Linked DNA regions of Homo sapiens: region 2 is linked to region 1. The links are chromatin contacts, found by Hi-C or POLR2A ChIA-PET in ENCODE. All regions are on one chromosome and are shown on one strand. The core of a region is the stretch at or near the end of the contact, and the rest is flanking DNA. Distances in the headings are between cores, read along the strand shown. Region 1 has its middle 63 kb from the start of TWIST2. Region 2 overlaps HDAC4 (histone deacetylase 4).

Evidence for each region. Hi-C counts contacts between places; a loop is a spot of excess contacts on that map. ChIA-PET counts read pairs that join two places held with the same protein, here RNA polymerase II (POLR2A). Pooled maps may share reads with other maps.
Region 2: a map of mammary epithelial cell shows a loop between it and region 1 (25-fold over the local background). The contact joins two enhancer-like sites. A Hi-C loop is called at or near these places in 3 of 168 maps with a recorded cell type or tissue (PC-9, chondrocyte and mammary epithelial cell) and 7 of 50 pooled maps. POLR2A ChIA-PET finds 5 or more read pairs at or near these places in 1 of 52 experiments (Panc1).

The regions. Positions count from the first base shown.
Region 1 is chr2:238,783,420-238,786,119 of GRCh38, reverse strand. No RefSeq gene overlaps it. Among named protein-coding and RNA genes, the nearest start is that of TWIST2, 63 kb to the left of the region's middle. RefSeq lists an enhancer at 2,129-2,632. Within about 2 kb of position 1,384, at least 5 of the 41 ENCODE cell types and tissues checked have a DNase peak (open chromatin) inside an H3K27ac peak, as active enhancers do.
Region 2 is chr2:239,104,927-239,107,739 of GRCh38, reverse strand. All of the region lies in intron 15 of HDAC4 (histone deacetylase 4), which reads left to right. Among named protein-coding and RNA genes, the nearest start is that of MIR4441, 20 kb to the right of the region's middle. Within about 2 kb of position 1,264, at least 2 of the 41 ENCODE cell types and tissues checked have a DNase peak (open chromatin) inside an H3K27ac peak, as active enhancers do.

The DNA.
Region 1 (2,700 bases), core at 135-2,634:
GTTATGTATGTTTCACCACAATAAAAAAGGGAATAGCATTTTTCTTGTCAAATGGGGCTGGTGGTAGCTGCTCTGTAGCCTCATAAAGAAGTTCCTAAGTTTTTTTTTTATTTCCTTTTTTTAAATTTGGGTTTAAAACTGCTGTTTCCTTTTTCACTGTGGTAAAATATACATAACATAAAATTTACCATTTGAACCATAAGTTAGCCCAGGCCCTGCTTCTGGCCCCTGCTCTTCCTGAGTCCTGGTTGGTGCCCCCTTCATCCGTCCATACTTGCCACAAGCCCCTCTTGTCCGGTCCTGGGCACAGAGGTCCTGGTGGAAGAGACAGTCCCTGCCCAAGAACAGGGAAGGACATAGATGGGAGAAGGGACCCACTGCCCAGGGGACCAGCACCAGAGCTCAGCTCTCGGGCTCCCTGCGTGGCCCTGGCCTCTCGACCTCGCTGGACTCAGTCTCCTGACGTCTCCAGTGAAGAGCTGGAGTGGTGAGTCCCAGAGCCACTTCCGGCATGGGACAGAGGCCTGTACCTCAACACCAGCGATTTGCTGTGTGATCTTAGGCAAGTCAATATGTGTCTCTGGGACATACAGTGAGTTGTCTAAGATCACACAAACCCCCCACCACTTTAAAAAAAAAAATGGAGGGGATTTGATCAAGATCATGTCAGGATCCTTTCCAGTTTGGACATCCTGTGATTTTGGAATCTTCACCCACAGTTCTGAGCTTTTAAAAAATCCACATTTGTGTTATTTCCTTGTGATAGGGGAGAATAGCCCTGATGTCAGATCTCACTTGCTTATAGTGCTGTGTGCGTGCACATGTGAATAAAGGAATGTTCAGAAACGCTTTTCCTAACAGAGAACCTGTTCCCCGGGGCCAAGCGCAGAGTCCGTGTAACTTGCCTTTGAAGTGTGTCACCTGCTGCGTGACCACAAGAGGGCGGTGCATGCAATGGATTTTGTCAGCACGCGGGGGCCAGAGCTCACAACTTTAATTTGAGAGTTTTTCTTCCCTGGAGTCTCTTGCAGGGTCTTTCTCTGGGAGGCTCAATGCCTCCCGCATCTTCTTCAACAGGCTGAACACACATGTGGAAGCAGCTGAAGAACTGAGACTACTTAAAAGCAGAATATTTTGTAATCACCAAATAGAATCCATTTCGTAATAAAACTGGCTACAAAATATTTTAGGGTTCAGTATGATACATCACAAAGTAATTTAGGCAAGGAAGCACACCAGGCTTAAAAATCAAACGTGGCACCCTGCAGGTTTGCAGCCATGCCTCCAGCAGGCGGGTCGGGTTGGCGAGTTTCTAAACTTTGAGGAGGGAAGGCTGGGTGGCCAGGCTCCATCCAGAGCCTCTTGGCTCACTGTGCCGCCAGCAGTGTAATTGCATCCTGGTGTGACCCACAGGCTGTATCTACAACACTGCGCTGGTGAAGCAATGCTGTTACTAGATTTGAAAACAGGCAAAATGGCTCTGAAAGGAGAGAAAAATGGAAAAGCTCCTTTCCCCAACATTCCACTCCTCTGTCTTCATGGCCTCTGCGTTGGTCCAGCCAGAGGGATTATTTGAGTCCTGTGTCCCAGCCCACCTTTCCCTGGCTTAATGGTGCAGCCACACCTCTGGTTGAGAATACACGCCTGTGTAACTCATTGATTCTGATCTCCTTCATGCTCAGCACCTGCTTCCTTTAGCATCCCCAATGCAAGCGCTTCGAAGCCCATGCTGACAGCCTGGTCATATATCCTTTGGCCCCTCTGCATAAGTAGGAGAGGGGAGAGCTCCTCCTAAAAGTGCTGTGCCCTTAGTAACTGACTATTATTGAATTAGAATGGTGGAGTGAGGAGTTCCTCTCTGCCAGGCACTGTCCTAGGATTTGCATTTGTGAAGAATCACTTGCTTTCCAATTGACTTTGTAACTTTATTTGTGATTGGTTTTCAATGGCAGCCAACATTTCTTCTTTAACTTCCTCTATCTCTCGCTTTTTCTTCCTATGGTCATCTAAACACCTTGAAAAGATGAAGACATCATATATGAAAGTTAAGGCACCATGGGTCATGCATCTTTTAACTATAATTTTGTCCTGGGATCTGCTACCGACTGGTGCTATCAGTAGTCGATAGCACAGTGCTAGAGCAGAGAAGAAAGACTCCACACAGCTGGGATTAGAGACAAATTTGTTACATTCACACTTCAACCCAAGTTTGTCAGACACGTGTCTAAACGACCCATGAATTATTTATTAAGCAAACATTTATTAAAAGCCTACATTGTGCAAAACGAAGTCACTGAGCCTTAAGGATGTGATATGAATTAATTCAACAGGTTCCTTGGCCTCAAAACTATCACCGTGAGAAACAAGACACATATACAGATGTGTGTGAAGAGAGCAGTGACACTTCTTCAGCTGGTGACAAATGCCTTCAGCGCCCTTTGTTACTCCCAGTTAAGTTCATTTGCTCATCCGTTCATGTAATCTACGCGCATGCAGTTTCCACTGAATGTCAGGTGCCATGTCAGGCATGGGGGTGTTGAGATGAGGAAGGCTGACCTAGTGCAGATGGACTGAGTGTAAGGTGCCATGTCAGGCATGGGGGTGTTGAGATGAGGAAGGCCGACCTAGTGCAGTTGGACTGAGTGTCAGGTGCCATGTCAGGCATGGGGGCGTTGAGATGAGGAAGGCCGACCTAGTGCA
Region 2 (2,813 bases), core at 15-2,514, 320 kb before region 1:
TTCTGCCTCCGGGTCACTTCCCCAAGGAAACCAGTTCCCACCATGCTCCCCCAGGGCTGCCAGGAAGGAGCCACGGGGAGATCCGATTATATCTCAGATCAGGCCTGTTGGCTTTTTGTTAAAATAATTTTCTCTTTTTTTAAGATTTTGAAAAGCTTCTTCGAGAACACAGGGAGACCTCAGGCCCTTGGGGCCCTCCTCAGAGTTAAGGTGCTGGCGAGGCAGTGGGTCGTGAAGGGAATGGAGCTGCAGGCAGGGCCCTGGCCTGGTTTGAATTCAGCTCCCTTATGTGGCTGAGTCACACGAGGAGGCTTCGGGGATGCTGCAGCTCTGGCTGTGCCTCAGTTTCCCTGGCCGCCAGGCGATGGCAGCGGCCTCACTTGTTCTCATACAAGGAGGGCCCGGCCCCGCCTCCTGATAGGAACCAGAGCCCTGCCCCGAATCTGGCTGCAGTGGACTCCCAGGCCCAAGGAGGCAAGAAGGATCAGCCGATTAACACCTGAGGGCAGGACGGGGGCCGCACTTTGGTGAGGCTGTCCCAGCTGGTGCTCTTCACCCTGGAGGCAGCTGTCACAGGGGATCTTGAGCTCTTGACAGGGAGGAGGGTGTGGCCAGGCCCTGCTGATAGCGAGGGCAGGAAGAGAAGAGACTCCCGTCTGGGAGCTGGTGACCTTGGACAAATTTCCATTTCTTTGTCTGTAGAGAGGGGCTGGCAACACTGTGCAGGGTCGCACAAGGCCCCACCCATGCCAGGGCCCACCAGTAGAGACCTGCTATGTCCACTCCCCACACCAGGAATCCCACCATCCTACAGATAGCGCACAGGGTGGACAGGAACATCCACACCCACCCCTCCAACAGTCCTGGACACCCGACAGCCCAGGGCCCAAGTGGCTGTGGCAGAGATGAGTGAGCACGTGGAGCTGGCGTGGCACGGAGGGCCTCTGGTCTCCTGGCTTAGTTTCTGCAGGGTCCCGCCCTGCAGGTTCGCCTGCCCTCCTTTAGAAGCTGGGATATTTGTGAACTTTTAATCTGTGCCTCATCTTACCCCCCGTTTCCTTTACCAGTTTTATTGGTGATACATAATTTTCAGGGGGGAATTCTCTAAAAGTCAGGCCCAGGACCCTCTCCTGCAGTGCCCTCTGGGAGGAGGGAGGAGGAAGGCGGGGAGGAGCCACTGTAGAGGCTCTTGGCACCTGCTTCAGGGATCTGGTCAGGACGGCTGTGCCACTGGAGGGCAGCATTGCCCAGCAGACACTGGCTGCAGGAAACTCCTTCCCCACGTCCCTTCCCTCCACAGGACCAGACAGCTGTCCTGCTGCCCCTTCTGGGGACTGCCCAAGGCCTCCTGAGGCTTCCAGAGCTCCATAACCTGCTTCCTTGTCCCTCCCCTACATGTGCCCCCACCCCCAGGAGGTTCCGCTGAGGCCAGGGGATTGGGAGAGGGTCTCTCAGCCAGAAAAGCAAAGCAAATGCAAGCAAGGGAGGGAGGAGTGAGAAAGCAAAGACCCTGGAAGAAACAGCCCGCTCCTCCGCCCGCCCTCAGCTCCTCCGCCCGCCCTCGGCTCCTCTGCCTGTCCTCAGCACCATGGGTGAAGGTGCCAGCCACGACTGGGCCAGGGGCTGGCAGAGGGTCCCCAGGTGTTGGGGCTGTGGGACAAGACCTGAGCCTGGCAGGATCTCAGGGAGAGGAGAGCTGGAGAAAGACAGGTGGCTGGGAGACAGCCACAGAGGCGGTGGAGGCCATACTCCCTGGACAGCAGTGCCTTGCTCCCACACGTGGGGCAGCTCTCCAGTGCGGGTGCCCCTCCAGGTTCAGAGCGAGCAGTGTGCTAACTCAGCCCAGGGGGACGTGACGTCACCCACCAGACTTCCAGTGCCAGCCTGCCAGGGGTCACTGGCCTCCTGAGATGGCCGAGCAGAGGGGCCATGGGTACGGGGCATGGTTAGAGTGGGTACCCGATAGGAGAAGATGGGGTGGATGGGGCTGTGACTTCCCCAGTCCGCGGACCACTTGGAGGCCACAGCAAGACCGAAGCCCAGGCCCGAGGGCAGGGCCTCAGAGTCAGCACCCCTTCTCTGGGTAGACGACTGCCTGGAGGCCTGGGGGGTGAGGCCCTCCCCTCACACTGCTGAGTTGGCTTCGCGTGGTGAGGAAGGATGAGAGTGGGCTGGGAGATACTTTCTGCAAGCTTGGGACCCTGTCGATACTGGCAGGCCGGCCCAGCAAGACGTGGCTCCCAGTGCAGCTGTCTCGCTCCCTGCCTCACTCCAGAGCAGGCCTTGGGAAGCTGCCTCACACGTTCTGAGCAGTCGGGGGTCCTCTGAGTATAGCCATGTGTGTGTGCGGGCCCCGCCCTCCTGCAGAGGCTTCCCGGGAGCCAGAACAGCTCCTGGCCAATTTGCTTGCCCAGCTTGGTTTGTCCTGCCTCCAGGCACGGTGTCCAGGAAGGAGAGGAGAAGTGGGTGGGCTGGAAGTCAGATGCCACAGAGACCAGGGCCACCACTGGGATTTGCACCCTGCCCCAAGCCTGTGTTTGCTGTAAGGAGCAAAGACTCCTTCTGTCTTATCCTAGGAATTAAAGGGAGACAGAAATAACGAGGTCAGCCTCCCAAGAAAGCAGGAAGGGGCCACCATCACCACCGCTCCCAGAGTGGCTCTGGAAAAGCCTCTCAGGTGCTCAGTCTGAGCCGTCACAATATTGCACGCTACAGCCTGAGCCATCGCGGTGTCCCGCACGCACAGCCCGAGCCCTTGCGGTGTCGCGCACCTGCAGCCCCAGCCGTCGCGGTGTCGCAGAGCTTTTGGGGCT